Linked DNA regions of Homo sapiens: region 2 is linked to region 1. A link is a loop called in an ENCODE intact Hi-C map of the cell type or tissue named here. Cell type or tissue: Calu3. All regions are shown on one strand. Each heading gives the region's core, and the rest is flanking DNA. Links, peaks and the distances in the headings are about the cores only. Region 1 has its middle 6.1 kb from the start of WIPF2. Region 2 overlaps IGFBP4 (insulin like growth factor binding protein 4).

Region 1 (4,382 bases), core at 270-4,269:
CCAGGTGGTGTGGAACTCCTGGCCTCAAGTGATCCTCCTACTTCGGCCTCCCAAAGTGCTGGGATTACAGGTGTGAGCCACCTCACCTGGTTCAGAAAATATATTGATATAGAGTTAGAACTTCTGGGGGAGGCAAGAAATTAGGTTACAGAAGTCATCATAAGTTTGACATTTAGTAACACTTACCATGTGCCAGGCACTGTCAAAACCTCACATAGCTCATTTAATCCTCTCAATAACTTTCTGAGGCAGATATTTTTAAGCCCATTTTACAGATGAAGAAACAGACACAGCAAGGTTAATCATCTTGCTCAAAGTCACATATCTATAAGTAGCGAAAGTAAAAGTATCTCCAGAGTCTGTGTTTTTTGTTTGTTTGTTTCAGACAGTCTTGCTGTGTTGCCCAGGCTGAAGTGCAATGGCGCGATCTCGGCTCACTGCAACCTCTGCCTCCCGGGTTCAAGCAATTCTTCTGCTTCAGCCTCCCGAGTAGCTGGGATTGCAGGCACATGCCAGCACGCCCGGCTAGTTTTTGTATTTTTAGTAGAAATGAGGTTTCATCATATTTGCCAGGCTGGTCTTGAATTCCTGACCTCAAGTGATCCACCTGCCTTGGCCTCCCAAAGTGCTGGGATTACAGGTGTAAGCCACCACACCTGGCCCTTTGTTTTTTTGTTTGTTTGTTTGTTTGTTTTGAGATGGAGTCTCGCTCTCTCGCCCAGGCTGGAGTGCAGTGGCGAGATCTCGGCTCACTGCAAGTTCCACCTCCCAGGCTCACACCATTCTCCTGCCTCAGCCTCCTGAGTAGCTGGGACTACAGGAGCCCACCACCACACCTGGCTAATTTTTTTTTTTTGTATTTTTGGTAGAGACGGGGTTTCACCATGTTAGCCAGGATGGTCTCAATCTCCTGACCTCGTGATCCGCCCGCCTCGGCCTCCCAAAGTGCTGGGATTACAGGCGTGAGCCACTGCGCCCGGCATTTTTTTTTTTTTTTTTTGAGACAGAGTTTCACTCTTGTTGCCCAGGCTAGAGTGCAATGGCGAGATCTCGGCTCACCGCAACCTCCACCTCCTGGGTTCAAACTATTCTGCTGCCTCAGCCTCCCTAGTAGCTGGGATTACAGGCATGTGCCACCATGCCCAGCTAATTTTGTATTTTTAGTAGAGACGGGGTTTATCCATGTTGGTCAGGCTGGTCTTGAACTCCTGACCTCAGGTGATCCGCCAGCCTTGGCCTCCCAAAGTGCTGGAATTAGAGGAATGTGCTACTGCGCCCAACCCCTTTTTTTTTTTTCGAGACACATCTTGCCCTGTCGCCCAGGCTGGAGAGCAGTGGCATGATTTCAGCTCACTGCAAACTCCACCTCCTGGGTTCAAGCAATTCTCCTGCATCAGCCTCCTGAGTACCTGGAATTACAGGCGTGCTCCACCACACCTGGCTAATTTTTGTATTTTTTAGTAGAGAAGGGGTTTCACTATGTTGGCCAGGCTGGTCTGGAACTCCTGACCTTGTGATCCACCCTCCTCGGACTCCCAAAGTGCTGGGATTACAGGCGTGAGCCACCGCACCCCGCTGAGCCTGTGTGTGTGGTTTTTTTTTGTTTTTTGTTTTTTGTTTTTTTGAGACGGAGTCTCACTCTGTCGCCCAGGCTGGAGTGCAGTGGCACGATCTCGGCTCACTGCAAGCTCCACCTCCCGGGTTCACGCCATTCTCCTGCCTCAGCCTCCTGAGTAGCTGGGACAACAGGCACCCACCACCACGCCCGGCTAATTTTTTGTATTTTTAGTAGAGACAGGGTTTCACTGTGTTAGCCAGGATGGTCTCGATCTCCTGACCTCATGATCCACCCACCTCGGCCTCCCAAAGTGCTGGGATTACAGGCATGAGCCACCGCGCCCGGCCTTTGTGTGTTTTTTTTTTAGATGGAGTCTCATTCTGTCACCCAGGCTTGAGTGCAATGGTGCGACCTCGGCTCACTTCAACCTTCACCTCCCAGGTTCAAGCGATTCTCCTGCCTCAGCCTCCCGAGTAGCTGGGACTACAGGCGCATGCCACCACACCTGGCTAATTTTTGCATTTTTCTTAGAGACAGGGTTTCACTGTTAGCCAGGCTGGTCTCGAACTCCTGACCTCGTGATCTGCCTGCCTCAGCCTCCCAAAGGGCTGGGATTACAGGCATGAGTCACCATGCCTGGCTGAGTCTGCGTTCTTAATGTCCTGGCTGGTGACTTTCCACCCTACCATATCCAATGTCACAGGGTCTTGCTCCGTCACCCAGGCTGGAATGCAGTAGCACAATCATAGGTGGCTGTAACTTGGAACTCCAAGGTTCAAGCAATCCTGCCACAGCTTTCCAAATAGCTGTGACTACAGGCCCACACCACCATGCCCAGCTAATTTTTTTTTTGTTTTTAGTAGAGACAAGGTCTCACTGTGTTACCCAGGCTGATCTGGAACGCCTAGGTTCCAGTGATCCTCCTGCCTTAGCCTCCTAGAGTGCTGGGATTACATGTGTAAGCCACTACACCCAGTCCCAATGTTCCTTTCTTATAACAAATATTTTGCAACACTAATATCCCAAAGTGAAATGAACAGATAATATAACCTGCCTGGACACATGATTTCAAAAAACAAATCAATATGATGTCTTGATTATAAAAAAGACAAATAGGCCGGGCACGGTGGCTCACACTTGCAATCCCAGCACTTTGGTAGGCCAAGGCGGGTGGATTACCTGAGGTTAGGAGTTCAAGACCAGCCTGGCCAACATGGGGAAATCTCATCTCTACTAAAAATATAAAGAATTAGCCAGGCATGATGGTGGGCACCTTTAATCGCAGCTACTCAGGAGGCTGAGGCAGGAGAATTGCTTGAACCCGGGAAGCAGAGGTTGCAGTGAGCTAAGAGCATGCCATTGCACTCCAGCCTGGGCAATGAGAGTGAAACTCCGTCTCAAAAAAAAAAAAAAGACAAATAGAAGGATGGCGTTTCAATATGCAAATACCCAGGCACCATTACACTAGAAGATAAAGTAGTCAGATACTTGCACCCATACCTAGAATCACTAAGAGTGTGGTAGAGATAAATGCAGACTGACCTAAGGGTGTTGTATAGAACAGCATTGCCATTAGGGTTGTGATTTTCCAAAATGGTAAACAACTTTTGATAAAGTTCTGAACAATACAAAACAATTTACATAGTAGTTGCATTCTTGGAAAAAAACAGGTCATATTAAATACGTGCAAAAATATTTCATGTTTATGCCTTCCTTTGTCTGCCAGGCCAAGTACCTGGAAGACTCTGTCTCCCCAAAAAACAACTAAAAATCTCAGATAAAAATTATTATTTTTTTAAATTTTTTTTTAGACGGAATTTCACGCTCTCGCCCAGGCTAGAGTGCAGTGGCAGAATCTCAGCTCACTGCAACCTCCGCCTCCTGGGTTCAAGCGATTCTCTTGCCTTAGCCTCCCGAGTAGCTGGGATTACAGGTATGCGCCACCACGCCTGGCTAATTTTTTGTATTTTTAGTAGAGATAGGGTTTCACCATGTTAGCTAGGATGGTCTCAATCTCCTGACTTCATGATCTGCCACCTTGGCCTCCCAAAGTGCTGGGATTACAAGCATGAGCCACCGCGCCTGGCCTAATTTTTTTTTTTTTTTGAAATGGAGTCTCATTGTGTTGCCCAAGCTGGAATGTAATGGCGTGATCTTGGCTCACCACAACCTCTGCCTCCTGGGTTCAAGCGATTCTCCTGCCTCAGCCTCCCGAGTAGCTGGGATTACAGGCATGAGCCACCACACCCAGCCTAAATTTTTTTAAATTTTAAATGCTTTGATGAGCTGCTGAAAAAGTAAGGAATTTTCAGGGCAAAATAAAATAAGGCAGGGGATGCAGAGAGAGGTCAGTGGAACACTGAAACAAGCTTTTACTCTGAGGGCACTTGACTAACCTGGTGAACTTGAACTTTTGTTATTGTCTCATGGGAAGGGGAAACACCCCAAAACCTCTCCAGAGGGGAATTTTTTTTTTTTTTTTGAGATGGAGTCTTGCTCTATCACCAGGCTGGAGTACAGAGGTGCAGTCTCGGCTCACTGCAAGCTCTGCCTCCTGGGTTCAAGCAATTCTCCTGCCTCAGCCTCCCAAGTTGCTGGGACTACAGGCGCGTGCCAGCACGCCCAGCTAATTTTTTGTATTTTTAGTAGAGACGGGGTTTCACCATGTTGGCCAGGATTGTCTCAATCTCTTCACTTCATGATCTTCCCGCCTCAGCCTCCCAAAGTGTTGGGATTACAGGCATGAGCCACCGTGCTCAGTCTTCAAAGGGGAATTTAATAGGAGATTCCCCCACCGTAAAGATGGGACCCACTCACGCCTGTA
Region 2 (4,364 bases), core at 365-4,364, 250 kb before region 1:
CCTGGAGCTTCAGATACAAGAGGGGACAGGTCACTCTGGAAGTGAGGATCTAATTAGACCCTTGGTTGGCTGCAGCAGTGTCTGCTCCTCCATGGGTGTGCCCAGAAGTCTGCCCCACGGTCCTGACCCAACATCCCAGAGGCCAGCCTGCCTCCCAGCTCCATTCCACCACATCACCTTGACTTTCTCTTTCGAGGTCAGAGAGGCCTGGAATACAGGGGGAATCTCTGTCAGGTAACACTTCAGGCCATTTACCACACAGCCACATAACAGCCCCCCACACTGGGAAAGAGGACCGAGCAGGCATCCCAAATCCTGCATGCCTCGTAACATTCCTGGAGCAGCTTGGTGGCAGAATGTGGCTCAGGGTACAGCGGGGTTAGGACAACCAGCCTTTTCCTGGAAAGAGGTGGGAGATGGCAGTGGCTGGAACTTCAGGGCCTGAAGAGCAAGCAGGGCCCAGAGGCTTGGCCAGCTCTCCAGAGATTCCCCAACCTGAATCCAAGGCTGGAATCAGTTCAAGTCTCCATTTTTCCTCCCTACTCCCACCCCACCTTCTTGCCAGTGGAAAACCCAGCCCCCAACCCCCAGCCAACATCAGGGCTTGATCTCTATTAGTGAGCTGGGAAATGGAAACCAAATGCTTGATGTAGATCAGCTAGGGGTTGTTGGCAGGCGGGATGTCCCATCCCCTGCTCCAAGTCAGTGGGAGGGAATGACATGTCTCCAGGAGGCAGGACAGAGCACTCAAGGACTTCAGTTCTCAAGTCCATCCAGGTTTAGTGGTGCCACCAGTACCTCCCTCCCACATCTCCCAGAGGTGCTGACACCCCTGTGGCAACTAGAGAGACCATTTGGGTATTCCCACCGTTTCAAGGGTGGGAGGGCCTAGCTGCAAACAAGAAGCTGCTTTTATTTGCTTTTTGGTACTTAGGACCTGGCTCCAGGATCCTGTGGGCATGAAGCCTGGACAGGGCAGTGTTTCTGTGGGATGTGAAAGTCCTCTCCCCAAAGCACATGTTCATTCTCTAGTGTCAGACATCTCCCCACAAACCCTGAGGTGGGATCACCTAATGAGCGAGAGTCCAGTCATCCACAGCCAGGAGAGACAGGCGTGCTCCGTGAATGTCTCACTCCCTCTCTCCTCACATCGCACACGTGTTCACATGCCACATATACACACCACACAAATGCACACCACACAAATGCACACGCCACATATACACACCACACAAATGCACACGCCACATATACACACCACACAAATGCACACCACACAAATGCACACACCACATATACACACCACACAAATGGCACACCTTCCCTTCACACATCAAACAGGCATGCACACCCCCAAAAAGCCCATACACTCACGTTTCAGGTGTCACTGCGTCATACTCACATGCATGCACACACACATACTCCACAAATGCACGTATGTCACGAAGTTACACCCAGGCCATGCACACAGCTACTTCCAAGCCAATTTGGCTTTTTTGGGAGGCCCATGAAAGAAAAAGGACCTCCTACCACCACTGCCAAGGGTGCAAGCCTAGAGCATCGGGAAGGGGACTAGAGACAAGGGGGTTGAAAAAGATGCCTTAGGGAAAGAGATACTTTCCCTAAACTTGAAACCTAAAACTTAATCTTCAGCGTGCACCACCTCCCATCCCCACAGGCCTTGGCCTGGGCTCCAGAAGGAGGGGACTCTGTGAAGAGTGGCTGGGGCTGAGGAAGCAACCCTCAACACCACTTTGTTCTTTATCTCCTGCTGCTGGCAGCCGCCGTGGTGCCTCAGGGAGACCAGATGGCTGCAGGACTTTGCTGCTGGGGCAGAGCTAGAGAGACAGAACTGCAGACCCAGCCTCAAGATGCAGACGGGACAGGTGCCAACAAAGTTGGGGCCCAGTGAAATCAGAAGCCTGGAAGCGCCTCTGGAGCTGGGGAGGGGGCTGAGAATCCAGGACACAGCTAGATAGGAGGGAGCCCGCGCAGCGGGCGGCAGGCTCAATGCAGCGTCTCCAGACTGCCTGCAACCTCCTGGAAAAAGGCCCCCACCGAGAGATCAGCTTCTGCTCCCGGACCCTCCACCCCCTGCCACACACATGCGTGCACACACACACACAAGGCACAGAGGTGTGGGAGGGGAGGGGCATTTGGAGGATGGCCAAGAGTCCAGGCATACCATGTGAGCACAATCTCTGAAGCTGTGGCTGGCACTGAGTCTACAGCAAAGTCAACCCCTCCCAACCTCAGAATCCAATCTCAGCACAATGCCCGAGTCAGAGATCTCGGCAGTCAGAGCTGTGGAATGTGCTGAAGCATCTACCCCCTTTCCTCAAATGCAGGGCAGTGTCCCTGCCCCTCCCCAACAAATTAATAAATCAAATCCAGATGCAAGCCCAGTCCGCCCGATGCCCTAGGAAATGCCCCAGCCCCACATGCCAGCTGATCCCAGAGACAGCTCTGCCCCCACAGGGCTGTCCTTGGTCATGCCCCCCTTTCAGGAGCCATTGTTTGCCCACCAGGAGTCTAAGTAAAGACAGCGCAGACTTTGAAGCCAAGGAGTTCCCTAGGAAACTTCCGTTGCAGGGAAGAGGAAGGTGGATTGGCCGTCCTTCTGCAGTCCCTTACCATACAGACAGGTCTGGGGACCACACAATACTCACCTCCCAAAATCTGTCCCCGTCTCTCCACCCCTGGTGCATCCCTGTGTCTAACTGAGAATAAATCAACCAAACACAATCATCTGGACATTTTTTGGTTTTGTTCTGTTTTGTTAAAAAAAAGAAAAAGAAGAAAAGACATCATGGCCAACTGGTAGGTTCCTAAGTCTCCTTCCATCCAGTCAAGCCAGAAGATGCCCAGGGGAGTAGGGAGGTGTGGGGAGGGAGGTGTAGGGGAAGGAGATATGGAGAGGGAGGCAGAGCTACAGGGAGCGAGCCACTGGAAGGATAGGTTCATCCCGGTGACTTCATGGCTGTGACCACAAATGGGGTAGGGAACAGGACCCAGGAAGCCCCTCATCCCCTAGCACGTGGGTCTTCTCCATTAGGCACATTCAGTCCACTCTTGCATTCTTTCTTCCCACCCTGACTGCTCAGAGAAATGTACCCCACCTCCCTAGCCCTCTGTGCTTCAAGTCTTCCTTTGACCCCCTTCGCTCTCCCACAGCAGGGCTCTCAGCTGCCAGCCAACCAAGCAGATGGTGCAACAACCAGACCTAAAGGAAGGACCTGGGGAAGAAGAGAAAGGGAGCCTGGCAAGTCTGAGCTTTGGGAGTGGGTCTGGACCTCGTGACCATTACTCCATCTGCTACCCCACGCTTCCTTAGGCTCCCACCCTCTGGCTAGCTTGAGAGGAAGGACGATGGTCAAGGTACATGTCTCTTCTCCTCTGACTCTGGGAATGAGATTTTTCTACTCCCACAGGCTTGAACTCTCCTTATAGGAGTGTCTCCACATGCCAAAATCAGAGGAAGTCAGAATAAAACCTCCCAAGGCTGAAAACTAGAGCTGGCACGTAGTACATGGTCAGTAAATGTTTTTAGGTGGCTGGATGAGTGAAGGAATGAGTGAGTGAGTGAATCCAGGATCGATCTGGAAACACACCAGGGCTCAGACCTCTTGGGCTAAGTGCCAGTCTCAGTCCTCTTGGGCTGTGTAACACCAAAGAGAACACCCCAGGCTCTGGCTTACCCCAAGGGCACACCCATGCTCACAAACACACACACACGCACGCACACGCACACGTGCACACGCGCATTTGAGGGAAACTTCTGGGCCGCAGGCAGAGACAGGACTCAGACTCAGACTCCACTCTGGGTCAGCTCTGCAGCCTCCAGAGCACAGGAGTAGCAGGGGACGCTGAGTCCCTGGCCTGCTGGCAGGCCTCACTCTCGAAAGCTGTCAGCCAGCTGGTGGCAGTCCAGCTCCCCCTTTGGCTCCAGGCCCCCCGGAAGCTTCACCCCCGTCTTCCGGTCCACACACCAGCACTTGCCACGCTGCCCATCCAGAGCTGGGTGACACTGCCAAGAGAAGGACATGAGGGGTCAGTTCCGACGCAGGAAAAGAGACCCCAAGTGACCCACCCCAATCCCAGCCCAGCCCAGCCCCCAAGTCAGACGGTCGCTGCTTCAAGATGGCCTCTGAGGGTGGTGACTCTTTTTTGAGCATGGGTCTTCTGAGCTCACTGGAGCAGGGAGAACATGGTCAAGAAGGAAAGGTCCAGAGAGTTCTGGAAGGCAGGACCTTAAGAAAGCCCTCGGGTTTAAAGGCACAGCTGGATTTGAAAGGCTGGGTTCAGGTTGGAGATGTTTTGGGTACATATTCTGATTGGGTTGGGACTTTAAGAATGGGATTATA

What was found. Hi-C counts contacts between places; a loop is a spot of excess contacts. Peaks named below come from ENCODE experiments on the same cell type or tissue, not always from the same donor. Only the 100,000 strongest peaks of a DNase experiment are listed, where the experiment ranks them.
Region 2: it touches region 1 in a loop (24-fold over the local background); 1 of 110 quality-filtered maps calls a loop at or near these places.

The regions. Positions count from the first base shown.
Region 1 is chr17:40,210,998-40,215,379 of GRCh38, reverse strand. No RefSeq gene overlaps it. Among named protein-coding and RNA genes, the nearest start is that of WIPF2, 6.1 kb to the left of the region's middle. RefSeq lists an enhancer at 2,129-2,423. In Calu3, for the core only: no CTCF peak of the experiment used is centred there; a DNase peak (open chromatin) is centred at 2,195.
Region 2 is chr17:40,456,112-40,460,475 of GRCh38, reverse strand. It overlaps IGFBP4 (insulin like growth factor binding protein 4), which reads right to left. Exons shown (of 4, transcript NM_001552.3): 4 at 2,751-4,027. The coding sequence ends at 3,893. Among named protein-coding and RNA genes, the nearest start is that of IGFBP4, 15 kb to the right of the region's middle. In Calu3, for the core only: no CTCF peak of the experiment used is centred there; DNase peaks (open chromatin) are centred at 705, 1,449, 1,815, 2,195 and 1 weaker place.